Linked DNA regions of Homo sapiens: region 2 is linked to region 1. The links are chromatin loops, found by intact Hi-C in ENCODE. Cell type or tissue: A673. All regions are shown on one strand.

Region 1 (8,000 bases):
CTGGGTAGGTGAAAACATCGGTGTTTTAATATGCATTTTTTTTTTTAGCTGTGTGTGTGGCTTATATTATTCCCTGTGTTTATTGGTCATCAGTGTTGGTATTTGTTTGTTTTTCTTGATTTCCCTATTCATATTCTCACCTTCAATGGATCCTTTTCTCTGATCATCTGTGTCTTTCTTTGCCTTAGGAAAATGTCTTTTGGTTACTTCCTCAGTTGTTTCCTCCCCTCCTGGATCCAGACATCTGGGTCTAGATTTATTTTCATGTTATTTTATTTTATCCTATGTTTTCCATCTCTCAGTCTTTACACTCTGCCTTAAAGGAGATATTTTTCAACATTATCTCCCAGACATTCGGCTCTCTTTTCAAAAATTCTAGATTATTATTTTTGAAAATCAAAGTAGTACATGAGGATTGTTTTATGAGCAAAATATAGCTTATATAGTTTATAGTAAAAATCACACTGTCCCACAATTTCTTATTCCTGTTCCTCTCCCTAAACTTTTTTTTTTCTTTTTTTTTTTTTGAGTTGGAGTCTTGCTCTGTTGCCCAGGCCGGAAAGCAGTGGTGCTATCTTGGCTCACTACACCTCCGCCTCCTTAGTTCAAGCGATTCTCCTGCCTTAGCCTCCCAAGTAGCTGGGACCACATGCGTGTGCCACCACACCTGGCTAATTTTTGTATTTTTAGTAGAGACGGGGTTTTACCATGTTGGCCAGGCTAGTCTCAAACTCCTGACCCCAGGTGATCCACCTGTCTCAGTCTCCCAAAGTGCTGGGATTACAGGCGTGAGCCACTGTGCCCAGCCTCCCTAAACTTTTAAACTGTTATTTTCCTGGTACTTACTGCCGTACTTCTCAACTCTAGATGTTATCTTTTGATTTCCTATCATTGGAAGACAAAGATTCAGTGATAACACCACCACCATGTCCCTACTATCATTTTCTGCATCCTGCTATGATAGTTATGTCCCAACTTTTTGTTAAATTGTTACTATTTTTTGGATAAACATGTGAGCTCAATTCATGGTTGAGTCCAAAAGTCCATTATGATTATGTCTCCCTTTATTTTTTCCTGGAGTTAATAGTTGTTTGTTTATTTATTGATTTGTCGCTTAGTTTTTATGTACCTTCTAAACCCTCCTAATGGAAGTGAAAAACACTTTTGAATTTGGAAGAGCCCTTGTCCGTGAACTGGCTCCTTCCTTTGTTTCTCTCCTTCTTGAGGTACAAGGACAGAGCCAAGAAAGACTGATTAGAGTGTTAGGCAGACAAGAGAGTCAGGAAAAGGGTGGAATGTTTCCAGGTGCCTGACAAGGAAAAGGGAAAACAGATCCACAGGGATCTAGGGAGCTGGAGCTTTTGAAATCAGTTGTTTGACCTCAGAATGTCTCTACAGAAACAGCGTTTTCCATGGTGGGTGGTTCCCAGCTCGTCTCCTACTCCAACTCACTCCCAAGCTGAACAGCTGTACAGGACCTTTCCAGAAAAGTTGTAAGACTGGGCCGGGTGCGGAGGATCATGCCTGTAATCCCAGCACTTTGGGAAGCCAAGGCGGGCAGATTGCCTGAGATCAGGAGTTCGAGACCAGCCTGGCCAATGTGGTGAAACCCCATCTTTACTAAAAATACAAAAATTAACTGGGCGTAGTGGCATGCACCTGTAGTGCCAGCTACTCGGAAGGCTGAGGCAGGAGACTCTCTTGAACCCGGGAGGTGAATGTTGCAATGAGCGGAGATCACGCCACTGCACTCCAGCCTGGGTGACAGAATAAGACTCAAAAAAAGACTGTAGCAGTGTTGTTTTCCAAGTTTGCAAGAAAGTAGAAACATTGAAGCAGCAACAATTTTGCATTTACCTTGAATGGCAGTGCTGGAGGCAGAGGGAGTATTAATGTTTTGTGCTTGGTGGAGATAGCAGTGGGCCAAAGACAAGCCCTGCATCCCCCTAGAGGTGAATATGGGTGAGATGGACAGAAGAGAAAAAGAATCCAAGGGGGAAAGGAGATTATGAGAAAGGAGAAGCCTCAACTGGGCAGAAGCCCTTCCCTGACCTTAGTACCCAGCCTTCTCCACCCCTGATTTTGCTAACCCTGCCCAGCACATAGTAGGTGTTTAATAAGTAATATAAGTAATAGGCTCTGTGAGGTCAGGGCACTTCTCAAGGGTGTGAGGATGAATATCCACAAGTCAGAAGTCTGTAATTTAGGGGTGGTTGGGAAGCACAGCAACAAATGTTTCACGTATTTTGATCTTTCAATTCACCTGTGCAGATGCGTAAATTCTTCTGGATTGCGGAAGAACTGATTGTTCCCTAAGGGCCCTGTTTGGGGTTGGCAGATCTTGCGTACCTCTTCTGGGCCACCAGACCCTCTCTTTCTTCATCACCAAACCCAGGAAGGGCTCATATCCCGTTCTGCAGGTGTGGGTAGGAGAAAGCTGGGGGAACACCCAGGGGTTACTAGCTTTTAACAAAACCACATTTTAGTTGGCTGGAATCCTAGTCATGAGCAGGGATGATTACAGAGGGCTCACCTCACACCTTGTCCTGGCTTCAAATGGACTGAGTGGGCCCAAGCATGTTCCAGAGAGCTTAGTGGTGATGCAACTCCCGCAGGCCACCAGAGCACAGAAATCCTTACTCTGCCTGGGCCTGGCTTTGTGTGTTTTCAGTTGTTCTGTCCTGGTGGCTTTGGGGAATACAATTCTTAGTCCTCAGAACACCAGCCTACACTAACTCTGCTGTTTAACACTTGCCTCTGTTTGAATGTTTTGTGATAGTTGTTTGCTAAAGTTTGTTAACCTTGCCTTGCACATATTAGGTGATCAATAAGTAATTGTATGAATTAATAAACTCTGATCCTTTCTCAGGGTCTAGCTCTGCAATATGCCTGGAGAATAAGTGACACTGCTTCCCTGCTGTCACCACTCCTTCCCTCTGCGATGTATGCTGAGCACCTTCCAGAGCGCTCTGCATTTCCATGGGGAGGGTGCTTGTGCACACACACACAGGCTCGTACTCACTACACCTGTCCAGGACGTGTTCACTGCTCCTCCGTGTGTGTTAGCTCAGGAACAGGAGAGTTCCTGTCCACAACCTCTCACTATCTCTCCAGGTCTGTGTCTAGAAAGATGTTTCAGTTGCCTTTCAGTGTCTGCAGGCATCAACATCAAGCGTCATGACCAACATCATAGCAGAGGTCCTGCCTATGTGCTCGCCACTGTTTACTGCTTTTCATTTATCCTTTCATTTGCTTCTAGCAACAACCCTAAAAAGTAGGTCTGATTATCCGATTTTAATGCTGAAGATACTGCGACTCAGAGAAGCTAATTTGCCCAAGATCACACAGATGAGCCCAGATACCACCCCAGGTCTTTGCAACACATCGCTGTATAAATAATTACGCCATTATACTAGAGCATCAAAGCGAGTTCAGCAAATAGTAAAGGAAGGAGCCGGGGTTCTGAGGCACTACATGTTAGGGCCACCAGGGGACGCTGTTTCTCTATACTTGGACCAGGAACGCAGCCACTCCCCTGCAGACCTCAGGAATGCAGCCTGAGTGTGGCCTTGGGAACACAAGGGAGTCCCACAAATTCACACCCAGTAGGGCCCACCCCACCTTGCTTCAGCACAGTCTTCAGCCCACCCTCACCCCCACAACTTGGCAGGGGAGCATGGGGAGGCTGGCGGTTGCAGATACCAAAGTAGAAGTCTGAATTGGAACATGTGATTCTTCTGCTCTGTCAGAAATTCTTCCAGTTGTGGGGCCTGGCCGCCTGATTTTCAGGGAAATGGCTAACTGCTGGGGCGCTTCTGATAGCAGAAAGCTTTTCAGAGATGGGCTCCTGGGGTGAGAGGATCCTGGTTAGGTCAGTGGCCTCCAAATTGGGATATGTAAGATGATCTGTTGGGGGTGCAGGAAGAAAATAACAGAACCTTTATGTGAGTATTTATAATTTTAATCTAAAAATAAGAGCTGATGCGGTGGCATGGGTCTGTAGTCCCAGCTACTTGGGAAGCTGAGATGGGAGGATCGCTTGAGCCCAGGGGTTTGAGGCCAGCCTGGGCAACATAGCGACACCCTGTCTGTAAAATAAGTAAATAAATAAATGACAATGTGACTTCATTTTTTTTTTTTTTTTTTTGAGACAGTCTTACTCTGTCGCCCAGGCTGGAGTGCAGTGGTGCAATCTTGGCTCACTGCAGCCCCCACCTCCCTGGCTCAAGAGATCCTCCCACCTCAGCTTCCCAAGTAGTTGGGACTACAGGCGCCCGCCACCACGCCCAGCTAATTTTAATGTTTTATATTCAGATTGGTGCTGGCTCTGTCACTGGTTTGTATTTCAAATAGTACTGAGTCGGCAAAGTGTGTGTGGTGAACTGAGAGAAGAATGGGGGTGCCCTGACAGGAACAAGCCTCAGCACAGTTGGCTTGCTCCTGCTGGATAGGATTTCTGCTGGATATACCAAACCTAACTAGATAACACATAACTGAACCACAGTCATCCTCACGGAATTGACAAGTAACTTCTAAGGATTCCTATGAAGAGTCCAAGGTTTGATGGTAAAGCGATCAGTATCTGCATGTTCGAACCAGACGAAGATGCCTGAGCTGCCACTTCCACTTTTTGTGGGGACTCTTAGCTGCATTATGACATAAAAATGACATTCTAAACAGACCTTTTAGGGCACTCATCTCCCAAATTTAAACCTGTCAAAATTATTTGAAATTATATCTATTATCACTTACAATGAACCTTGCTGTAATAATAAAAAATCGCTGTGCCTTGATACAGTAATAGCCAGTGACAGCAGCACAGGTACATGGTATGTCAGGGGTGCAGGCCAAACCCTATTTGGGGGTGGAGGCACAGATCAAAAGACCACTGGAGTATGCCGCAGCCAACAGTTCAGCGTTCCTGTCTTTACCATTCTTAGTTTGTTTTGGGCCAAGGGCCTGAGCTGTTAGGTTTGTGAAGACTTGCTGACATTGCTTAAGGGCTAGGCATTGGAACTATGACCCTTGGGGACTTTGGTTTCAATTCCAGTTGAGGCATTTCAAGTCAGGTGGTTTTTGTTTGTTTTTGGTCTACTTTACAAGTGTCCAATTCCTGTAACAGAAAGGAGGGGAGGAAGAGAAAAGGGAGGAGGAAGGGGGTGGGAGCCTTCCACTGCGTGGTGCTCTGTGGCACTCCCTGGAGTGTCGACTTTGTGGGCATTTCCCCATCTTGCACAATGGAGGGGCCTCCCTCTAGATCCCGTTCCTTAAGTTCTTCCTTTCAGGGGCAGATTTAAAAATCTCGTGGGATTTGTCTGAATCTTGACAGAAAGATGGTTCTTATTTATTTTCTTATTCTGAGACAGGGTCTTACTCTGTGAGTGCAGTGGTACAATCACGGCTCATTGCAGCCTTGACCTCCCTGGCTCAGCGATCCACCTCAGCCTTCCAAGTAGCTGGGACCACAGGCATGTGTCACCACGCATGGCTAATTTTTTCTTTCTTTTGTAGAGATGGGGTCTCATTATGTTGCCAAGGCTGTTCTCAAACTCCTGGGCTAAAGCGATCTGCCTGCCTCAGCCTCCCAAAGTGCTGGGATTCCAGATTCGAGATAGTGAAATGAACTTTCTAAGAGGACTTCCTGAGAGCAAATGTAAGGTTGTCTGTATAAGTTCCTGTCAAAGCATCAGGATTCCTTAGGACGATTTTTTAAGCATGTAGAGTCCTGGGCCTCACTTATGGCCTCCCGGCTCAGACTATCAGCTGGCCCAGGAAAAAGAATTTTCACCAAACCCCTCTGCCCATGCCCCACAAACTAGGGATTTTGAGAAACGTTATTCTGTATAATGACATTTTTGAAAACTCTAGTCTTTCAAAGAGTTTATTATTTGAATTAATTTCTCTTAATATGGGATAGGGAAGGCCTGGGGGTCGTTTATTCATTTTAAGCACAAGGATGAAGTGAGACTCCGAAGAGGTCAGCCATTCACCTAAGTGTGCGGGAAAGGTCATGGGAGATGGGGGCTGGTCCTCCCTTGGGGCCAAGCCCTCCCTGCCCAGTTCTGCTGCACACACTGGACACACCTGAGTGTGGGGAGTGCTATGACACTTCACACATCAGTGAGGAGGGCCCTGACTTTAAGCAACTCCAAGAGAAGGGGCTGAATTTCTGAGGCCAATTCATCATCGAAACCAGACCCCTACCTGGGCCCAGTGGGAAATTATAATCCCACTCATCTTCAGAAAGGGACCTTGGAATGGAAGCCTTAAATGCTATTCAGTCCAACCACATGACTGGCAAAATCCGTGGAGGTTCTTTAGCAAAACATCAGCACAATGGCATGTTGGCTGCAGAATACTAAAAAGGACTCTAGGCTGGGCATAGTAGCTCATGCCTGTAGTCCCAGTTACTCAGAGGCTGAAGCAGGAGGATGGCTTGAGCCCGGTGTATGAGGCTGCAGTGAGCCAGGATAGCACCACTGTACTCTAGCTGGGTGATAGAGGAAGACTGTCACCAAAAAAAAAAAAAAAAAAAAAAGGACTCTAGAGGCCAGAAAGTTTCTTCTCCTGGCAGAGCCTCCTCCCTGCCCCTACTTCCCCTGGAGAGCAGCTCCTTCCAGAAGGCCCACCCAGAGGTGGGTTCAGTACCCCTCGTGGTCCTCAAATTGCACACTGGGGCTGCTTTTGCCTTGTCATTTATCACTCTGCACTGAAATGGCCAGGAGTCTGCTTCCCGCAGGGGACCGTGAGTCTCTTGGAGGTAGGGGCTGGGTTCAGTAAGTGTCTGTAAAATGAATAGGGTCCTCACTGGGGCTTCTCTTGTGTCTGACTTAGTCATCATCACCTCGAGCACCCTCACATTCCACTGAGGCAGAGCCTTGGCACTGCCATTTGATGAACTGCCAGGGTGGTGTAAAATGTCTAGAATGTCCATCTTCTGTGTCATGGGGAAGAGACAGACCTTGAGCGAGGGCTACAACCTCAAATCAGGGCTGCATGGCCACTTGCCACCTGGGCACTCTGGGCCTACCTCCAGATATTGCAGGCCACACCCCTGCCAGGTAGGAAAGGAGCCATTTTATTTTCCTGCTCTCAGAGGTTACGAAACCAACCAAGCAAGGCAAGTCGGCCATCAGGCTCAGCCTCCCATGAAGCGCTCCTGACTTCCCACCCTTCCTCCAGGCCAGGAGTCTGCCAATCACAATCTGGGTTCTGTTTTCCCGCCTTTCCTGGCAGCACAAACCACGGCTCCGGATGGTGAGCAATGCAAGTTCCAGGCATGCCTTGCTGCATTACTGGGTTCCCAGGTGTCACTTCATCCAGAGGGTGAGTCCTTCACAGGTCTGTGGGCTGATAAACATGCAAATTTCCCCACGCAAATGATGTTAGGCCGTGGCACCTTTCCCACTGAGAAAGCGCCCTGTCAACAAGCTGGGAAAATGGGTGAAAGCCCATGCTTTGCCCGCCCTGGGTAGCACACACTGGCCAAGAATCTGGGCAAGGCCCCCTGCAGGGGCAAGCGCACATCGCACACTCCCGCCTCGAGTCCCTGCGGGAAGGCAGGGACTTCCGCAGGCCTGTGGTCTGGCTTTAGGGAAAAGTCCATTTGCTCACTTGATTCCGTGGTGTTTCCACGTGAGCGCAGCTGTGTGTGTCAGCTGATGTGTGTGATCTGAGTGGTTTCTATACCGTCGTGGAAACCCCCAGCCCAGTGGTTATGGACTTTCTTGGGGCCTCAACTCTCCCCAAGAGCGTGATCCTCACTACGGGGGAGCGGCGCTTTATCCGGCGGGGCGGGTGGACACTCCTACAGACCCACTTTGACCCATTTTCTCACAGTTTCCAACCCAGAGCCGCAGGGACAGGGGCGGACTGCGTTTCCTTCCCTGAGCCCTCCGCAGAGCCTCTGGGCAAGGCGGGCAGGGCCCAGGCTGCAGCGGGGCCTCCGGCCCGAGGCGCCTGCGTGGGAGCCGACCCTAGGCGCCGGGAGCCCCGGCGGG
Region 2 (8,000 bases), 380 kb before region 1:
TGCGCTGGCTCATCCTGGCTGCCAGGAGCCTGTGGGTGCCTGGGATGCTCCTGCTGCTTGCTGGTCCTGCCCTCGGCTCTGACGTCTCCTACTCTAGTATCCCAGTGGCCATAATGACAAGTAGGCCTCCCTCCTAAGGACCTTTGCCAGCCAGGTTCCCTCTTCCAAGTACACATGTAGCCCCAGTGGCCTTTTACACCCTGAAATCTGGTTGCATCTTGCCTCTGTTAAAATTCTGTCAGCGACGCCCCATCATCCACCAGCAGCACCCTGTTAGTTACTAAAGGAGATGTACATGATACACTCTCTCCCTCTAGAATCCACCACTCACCACGCTCTGCCTGAGGCACCTTGCAACTGGGGGCGCTACTTACACCCTGCCCTCCAGGCAAACATGGTCCAGTTTTCTCATCTCTGAGTCTTCACTCCTGCAGTCCCCTCCGCCCAGAACACCTTCTCTAAGGCCCCTGTCAACAAACTTACCCTATCCTTCCAGGCACAGTTAGAGCTCATCTCTGCTCCAGATCTCCAATCCCTAGGGAACGGGCCTCTTTCACCTTTGTTAATCCACCACATACACCGGCTTCCCCCTGCATTTCCATGCAGGCATCTGTCTGTCTGTTTGCACTTCTCCTTCATGGCACTATTGCACCTGTAATTGATCAGCCAATTGCAGCCACAGTTTGGATGCTTTCTTGGTTGTCTGTCTGCCTTCTGTTTGTCTTGTTCACCTCTATAGGCCTGGTGCCCGGCTTGCCCGGGTACCTGAGTCTGTGACGGGATGGGTACCTGCCCCTTTCCCGGGGTGGACAGTGCCTGGAATGCTGACAACAGTTTCTTTCCGACATGCAAGCCTATCTCGGGGCCAGGCCCCAGGAGGTGCTGTGGTGAAGGTTTTGGGAATTGGAAGGAGGAAGCAGAGGCTACCTAGCCCCCTGCAGTGGCTGAATAATGGTTCCCAGATGGTGCCAGTGACGCAGTGGGGAGGCTGACAGCTTCTGGGTGCGAATGGCCCCACAATGCGGCCGGGGACCACCCTGCTCACGGCCGGTCAGAGAGCCTGAGGAAGCCGTGTGTTCCCGCGGGCCCTCTCGGTGCCTCGTGGCACCTTACTCTCTACTCCTCTTGTTCTCTAACGTGTTTAATACACTTTCGTGCAGAAAACATAAATAGACTAAACGGTGCTTTATCGCGGGCAGTCAGAGAGGAAGTTTTCTCGAGGCTGTGTCCCGTGAGCAGGCGCCGGTGGGCTCAGCCGCCGGGCCCTCCGAGTAGGGGAAGGCGTGCGTGCGTGCGTGCGGTGGGCGCGGGGAGCCCCGCAGGCCCGAGGGCGCCCCGGCGGGGAAGCGGGCTATCGGAGGCGCGCTGAGCCGGGTGGTGGAGTCCCGCCCGGCTGGCTGTGGGGCCGCGGGGGCGTCCCGTGGGCGGGCTGGGCGTGGCGCCTCCGCGGGTGGCTTCCCCGGGCCGCGGCGGAGGGGCGGCGCCCCCTGGTGGCGGAATGCGACTCCAGGGCGCAAGGGGCCGCCCACCCCGCCTCGCCCACCCGGCGGGGGCCTCCGCGCCTTTTCTGAGAAAGCCAGAGGAAAGGAGCCGAGACCGCAGTCCCCTGGGCCCGTTTCCTCGTCTGTGGAATGGCATGATTATTGCATCTCACAGGGCTGTCGTGAAGATTCAAGGAGCAAATGTATGTAAAGCGCTTCGGATGTCTGGTACATTCTGAGCCTTCAACCCACCTGAGCTGTTGAAACTCTGGGATTCAAGCGATTCGGGTCAAAGAGGAACGGTGTGACACCTGCCTCTGTCCTTTCCAAGGTGGACTCAGGGATTGCATACGTCTCATCCAGAACCCCCAGTCTCTCTTTTGTAAGCTGGCGGTCATGAGATGTAATGAGGAAAAGGTTTAAACAAATGTTGGTCCCTATCTGGGACCTCTGAAGTCACTTTTAATGGATTTGGGGATTTTACAGATTTAAAAAGGGGTGCCTACTGTGGCCCATTTATAGACCTGTGGAGCGAAGAGAAGGAGATTAGTCACACTGGGGGCCGGAGTAGAAGCCGTTTTAAATTAGTTGCCCCGCTCTGCCTTGAGACTGAGACTTTCTGACTCTCAGTTTCACCCTTGGGTTCCAGCACCCAGATGAGAAGAGAGAGAAGGTGGAAGAGGAAGAGAGGGAGGGGATAGAGCAGCGGCCACCACCTCTCCCTGAGAGGGCGCAGAGTGGGTGGTTCCCCCCAGGTGAGCAAGGTGGGGGCCCCGTGGGTGTGCTGGGTAGGGGTGGAGTGTGCTGGGAGCACGCGGGAGGACTGCGCCTCTGCTCCTCGGGGTGTGGCGCGGCCCACTCAGGAGCCCCTTCCAGTGTAGACTCCAGGAGGGTACTCTGAGCTAGGAATGCCTTCCTGAGCGTGGTTGGTGGGGGCTCTAAGGCCATTCCTCCAGGCCCTGAGGGGGCAGAGAGACACGTGAGCACTAACCCAGGAGCCGGGACTAGGCTGAGCCCACTACTCACAGCCTGGGGTAAGCCAGCCTCAAGACCCTCCAGGATGGTCTCAGCCTGCATCCGACTGCCTCTCCTGCCTGACCACTGCGCTCCTTCACAGGCCTCTGGCCGGCGAGTTCTCAAGATGTGCAAAGGTTTCCTGCTTCCTTACCTTTGCACACCTTTGCTTATTCCTTTTGCCCAGAAAGTCTTTCCCAGCACATTTGACTCTCTTGAATTCCAGTCTCTCCCGCATGGCTAGGATCAAGCCCGTTCTCCCATCGCTCATCAAATGAACTCAGAGCATAGTACTTTGCCCTGTGTTAAGGTCTTGTCTTAGCTCTGGATTATATGTCCTTGAAGGGTAGGGACCATGTGTTTGTCACCACCTGTCCTTATACACATCAGGTAGTACATAAATCAAGGGAGGCGTGAGGGACAACTGGAAGGAGCCTCGTTTTCTCCATGTACAGGATGGGACTAGTCATAGTGGCCGCACAGGGCTGTGGGAACTCTGGTGCGATTCTGCCATGAGTCACCCCATCTCCTCCTTGCCTGCAGGGTCTCGCTCCATCAGCTGTCCTCTTGGACCCCGCAGCCTCCCCATCCTGTGGCCTTTTGCCCCAGCAAATCTCTCCTCTCTGAAGCCATCCTTTCCTTGACCCTGCATCTCTCTCAGCCACCACCCCATCTCTGCCTCCTCTGAGCAAAATCGTCTTTCCCACCTCCCCAGCCCTCTGCAGACTGCCTCGGCCTTGCCTGGGCATCATCCCCTCAGCTTCAGGGACCCACAATTGGTGCTTCCTCCATTGGGAAATCTTTCCAGACTGTGCTTCCCAACCCCGACAGCCCCGCAAAGCTGGTTTAAGTGTCCCGGTGAGCAACTGTGTCCACCTAGGTTCACTACCCACAGTAGAGGGTTTTAGTGCTCAACCATATCTGCTCTTTTCTTCTCCTGAGCACACAGAATATTCTGTTCCGCTCTTGCGGCAGCTAGGCTGGGAGCAGAGTGAAGAGCGTTACTTTGGGACAAAGCATTGCTTAGCAGTGCGGGATCTTCCAGGACTTTCTTCCCCTGCCCCATCCATCATGGCAGCTTATAATGAAATGGAGGTACCTCAGGTTCCAAACAGTCTGAGTTACTGAGACACTGGTTGGGGGGGCTCTCAGGCCAATCCTCCAGGCCCTGAGCAGGCAGAGGGGCACTACTGAGCCACTGACCTGAGAGTCACCCAGATCACCACAGGTTCTGTGAGCGAGATACCATCTTTTGTTGTGTCAAGTGACTAAGATTCGAGAGGTTTGTTACCACAGCATAGCCAAGCCTTTCCCCACTGATTTACTGATTAAAGAAGTGTTTTAAATGGGTTAATGGCTTGGTAAACTGTAAAGATCTGTGCACATTTTAGTTATTATTATTGCTGTCAAGTTGTAGCAGGGCTGGAGACATGATGTGGCTGGAGAGTGGAGGAATGGCCAGGGTATGCCATGGAGAAAAACTTCCTCTCATTTATGATTTGCCAAGGGCTTTTCCAGGATCTGTTTCCATATTTAATCTCTGATGAAAGGTTATAATGAATCTGGTGTCTGGTGCTACTGGCAGGAGATGGACCTTTCTTCCAGGTATTTACTTCCTGTGGTTGCGAAAGATAGGATGTATTTCTTCTGGATTTGCTGCAATATAATATTTTAGTATCAATTTGATACTGACTGGCTTCAGCCTCCAGCTTAACTGTATCTCTCCATCTTTGAGAGTGGTTGAATAAAATCACAATATGGCTTTGTTTCTTGAGCAAGAATCTGCTAAGCAGTCACCAGATGGAGCTGTTCCCTTGAAGGTCTGTGTGCAGGATTCTCAGGGCCTTTTCTTCTCAAAACCCTTCCCTCTTTGTCTCTTTTCTCCACAACTCTCTTTAACTCATGGTGCTATAGGGATAAATTGGCCCTGTTTAATGAATAGTTGTGATGTTGTTGCTAGTTGAATAGAAGGTAAGTAAATGAACTGTTACCTGGTTCTTTTGCCTTTGTTACCCACCTTAATGGCCCTCAAGAGATTCCCCCACTTCCCTCCCATGGGCCAGTGAACATCAGTGGGAAAAGAGGGGCCTCCCCACCATTTTAGTCCATGCTGACTCTTCAGAATGACTCAGCTGGGGCAATTGGGCTGGACCAGAGAGAAGTGGACAGCCTGGTTTGAGTCTAGACCTGGCCAGCTATTATCTATGTGAAATTGGCCACAATGGTTGCTTCCTCGGGATCAGATTCCTCACCTTTACATGGGGCATCCATCATGGAGGATCACCCCAAAGGGCTTTGGGCCAAAGGATAATTGATAGAGATACGGTATTTAGTTATCACTGTATTTGCGCTTTTTCCAAGAAGGGTAAAAGAAGGATTGAATAAAAAAGGTTCCTGCACACTCTTCCTTTTCCGGCTTTTTTGTTCAGCCCTTGAGGAGCGGGATTCTGTAGGGAGAGGGAGTGGTGCAGAGGAGTGGGCTTCCTAGGACTGGGGCCGGGAGAGGGCATAGCCGCGAGTGTGCACAGGGAGGTGGGCCTAACCCTGGGGTCTCGGCTTTGTAGGGTTTCCAGGCTCAGGTGAGAAGCAGGGCCATTAAACAGCCTCAAATGGGAAAGGGACCAAAGACCCACAATGGCACCCTTGAATGCGTAGGCATCCAAGGACCTTCAGATGGCTCTAGGAGCCAGACCCAAGCATGGTTGATATTGAATTTCCAGCCAGACAGTAGGATGGGGGGTTTGAAATCAATAACTGATTTAAAGAAATAAGTGATTTTTTTCTTTTTGCACATCCAAGCTTGTGAAGTGAGAATGTCTCTCTCAGTACTGATAAGGGCCTCATATAAATGTGAGCTCTTGGATTGTTTTTCATGCCCATTGACTCTTAGTTGCAGCCATCCAAAAAATCAGATTCACAGGCATCTCTTCACCTTGTTATCCTTCACTCACCTTTGAACATACCAAAGGCCTATCGAGCCTGTAAATTTCTCAGTGGCCTAAGCACAAATGGGCATACCCCAGGCTCTATTGCACTGACAGCCCACCTCACAGGATTTGGGAACTACCCACATCAATCTCATGAGGGGGCCGTTAAAAGAGCCATTCCTGGGTCCCCATTAGACCCACAGAAGTAGACGCTGGGGCTGGGTGGAGGGTGTTGGGAATTTGCATCCTCTGTGAGTGTCACACACTCAAGAAAGTTTGTTAAGCTTTGCTCTAGAAGTGAAATGAAAGTGACACTATTATATTCCCTGCTGACAGCTGAAAAGAAAGATTTTCTTGGGAGTAGTAGTACTGGTTGTGACCATGTGATCAATTTGATTATGATATTAATTCTGTTTTGTGCCATGGACATAGCTGTTTGCGTCCAGCTCCGCTTCTGGATATAAACCCAAGAGCAGTGATGCGGCCTTCTCAGAGCCCAGCAGAACTTCACTGAAGGAATAAGCAGTGTCTGGTACTTGCCTGATACCAGGCTAATGGGTTGACAGTTGCATTACCTCTAATCTCCATGGCCATGGGCCCCTGGGGTCTATGTCATGAGCACTTCCTCTGTTTACAAGATGCAGGTGCCGGCAGGGCGCAGTGGCTCATGCCTGTAATCCCAACACTTTGGGAGGCTGAGGCGGGAGGATCACTTGAGGTCAGGAGTTTGAGACCAGCCTGGCCAACATGGTGAAACCCTGTCTCTACTAAAAGTACAAAAATTAGCCAGGTGTGGTGGCGCAGGCCTGTAATCCCAGTTACTCTGGAGGCTGAGGCAGGAGAATCGCTTGAACCAAGGAGGCAGAGGTTGCAGTGAGCCAAGATTGTGCCACTGCACTCCAGCCTGGGTGACAGAGCAAGACTCCATCTCAAAAATAAAATACAAATAAAAATAAAATAAAATTAAAAAGTGCAGGTGCTGTCTGTTCTCTGACAGATGTATATGACAACATAAATTCATGACCAAGTTACCTCAATAGCAAAATTAGAATATTTTAATAGTAATATAATAGAATAAAGGTTTGGGAGTGCAACCAATCTTCTAGAACCTGAAGGTTGGCATTCATTGTTCATAAACTCAGCTGAAGGCAGTGCCTTCCAAATGTGGTTAAATTGCCATGGGAAAGACCAGGGTTAGTTGCAGGGCATCATTTTCCAAGCAGAACCATTTCAAATGCTAAAACTGGCCCCTGAGGTTACATTGAGCCTCCCTTCCTGAGTGAGATGTTTGGAAATGAGGTGGCTTTGGAAATAAGCTTGTCTGTAACAGTGGTTTCCACAAAGACTTCAGTCTCATGGCATTGGACTTTGTTTGGACATTGACATAAATATTTTGGCATATCACCATATGAGGCTTTTCCAGAGGTGGCTTCCAGTATGCTTCTGGAGGGGGTCTTCCAAGAAGGGTGGCACTTAAGGGTCATGAATGGCCATGACCCATGCCCAGCTGTTCCAGAGGACATGGGGAGACAGAGCTGTCTGGCAAAGGGCCAGGTGCAGAGTCAGTCTGGGGGCCATGGATGGCATGGATAGTCAGGTCAGGATCCTTCATGCCAATCTGTGGCTTCTTGCTGTCCCCACCTCTCCTCCTGCTCTCACCAACTCCCACACCCCCAGTCCCACACTGCCCACCGAGCACACCCTGGGAGAAGGCCCTAATGTAAATGGAGGGAGGTGAGGTAAGAGCTGAGGGAAGCTCCATGGAGAACCCTGATTAGCATTGCTTTGCACAAAGTCGGTCTCCAATAAATATATTTGTTGATGAATGACCTCCTTCGTTGGCTTCTGTCTCTCAACATCTATCACGTAGCAGCTGTGTCTCTCAACCCAGGCACCCACCTCTCTGGAGGCAGTGAGAAGAGGCTGAGAAAATGGGAATGGTATGAGCATGTCTGAAACCAGGAAAGCCAACCTGACTGGCTGTTTTGTGGGCCGCAGCTTGCCATCCAGCTTGGTGACAGTGGACATCCACTCTGCTTCATCACTTGCTTTGCTGACATCTCTTCTGCCTCTCTACTCCTCGGAATACGGGCTGAAGTCCAGACAGGGAAGTGCATGTGAAGCCACCTCATCTGCTGCCAGGGAGATGTGGGAGGTTCTTCCCATTACTCTGAGATGAGGGGGTCTCGTCCCCACATTGAAGGGGTGGGAGGTTGGGCATCAGGACCTTTTCATAGGCCTTCCTTGGGTCTTCACTGTGTTGTAGCTTCCTCAGTTTGAAACGTACCCCAGAAAGACAGGGATAACATGTGAGGATCTAAGGACAGAAAGTCCAGGGTTCATATGGACAGCACTTAGATGACCCATCCTTGGGGTTTCTCAGTCCCTGCTCTGGTGCCTGCATGCAGGTAATGGGCAGAGACTGTACTTCCCAACATGGCAGCATCCAGAATGGCCTCTAGGTACAGGAAGTGAGGGTCTGAGGGGGAGGGAGCCAGCCCCTCCCGTAGTCTGTGCTGATGCCAAACCCAGGTGTGAAGGGGGTTACAGCCAGTCTCCCCAGTCTCCCAGTGGCTCT

The links. Peaks named below come from ENCODE experiments on the same cell type or tissue, not always from the same donor. Only the 100,000 strongest peaks of a DNase experiment are listed, where the experiment ranks them.
Region 2: a loop joins it to region 1, with 4 times the contacts of the local background. A loop is called at or near these places in 17 of 110 quality-filtered maps.

Annotation. Positions count from the first base shown.
Region 1 is chr3:134,305,069-134,313,068 of GRCh38, forward strand. No RefSeq gene overlaps it. Among named protein-coding and RNA genes, the nearest start is that of LINC02004, 4.5 kb to the right of the region's middle. RefSeq lists a silencer at 3,399-3,693. In A673, a CTCF peak has its summit at 3,480 (motif pointing right); a DNase peak (open chromatin) is centred at 3,523; H3K27ac peaks cover 376 bases.
Region 2 is chr3:133,926,246-133,934,245 of GRCh38, forward strand. It overlaps SLCO2A1 (solute carrier organic anion transporter family member 2A1), which reads right to left. Exons shown (of 14, transcript NM_005630.3): 14 at 6,456-8,000. C3orf36 (chromosome 3 putative open reading frame 36) reads right to left here and starts at 3,567. Exons shown (of 1, transcript NR_161373.1): 1 at 1,900-3,567. RefSeq lists a silencer at 1,196-1,725. In A673, CTCF peaks have their summits at 896, 1,542 and 4,280 (motif pointing right); DNase peaks (open chromatin) are centred at 1,416 and 4,316; H3K4me3 peaks cover 827 bases.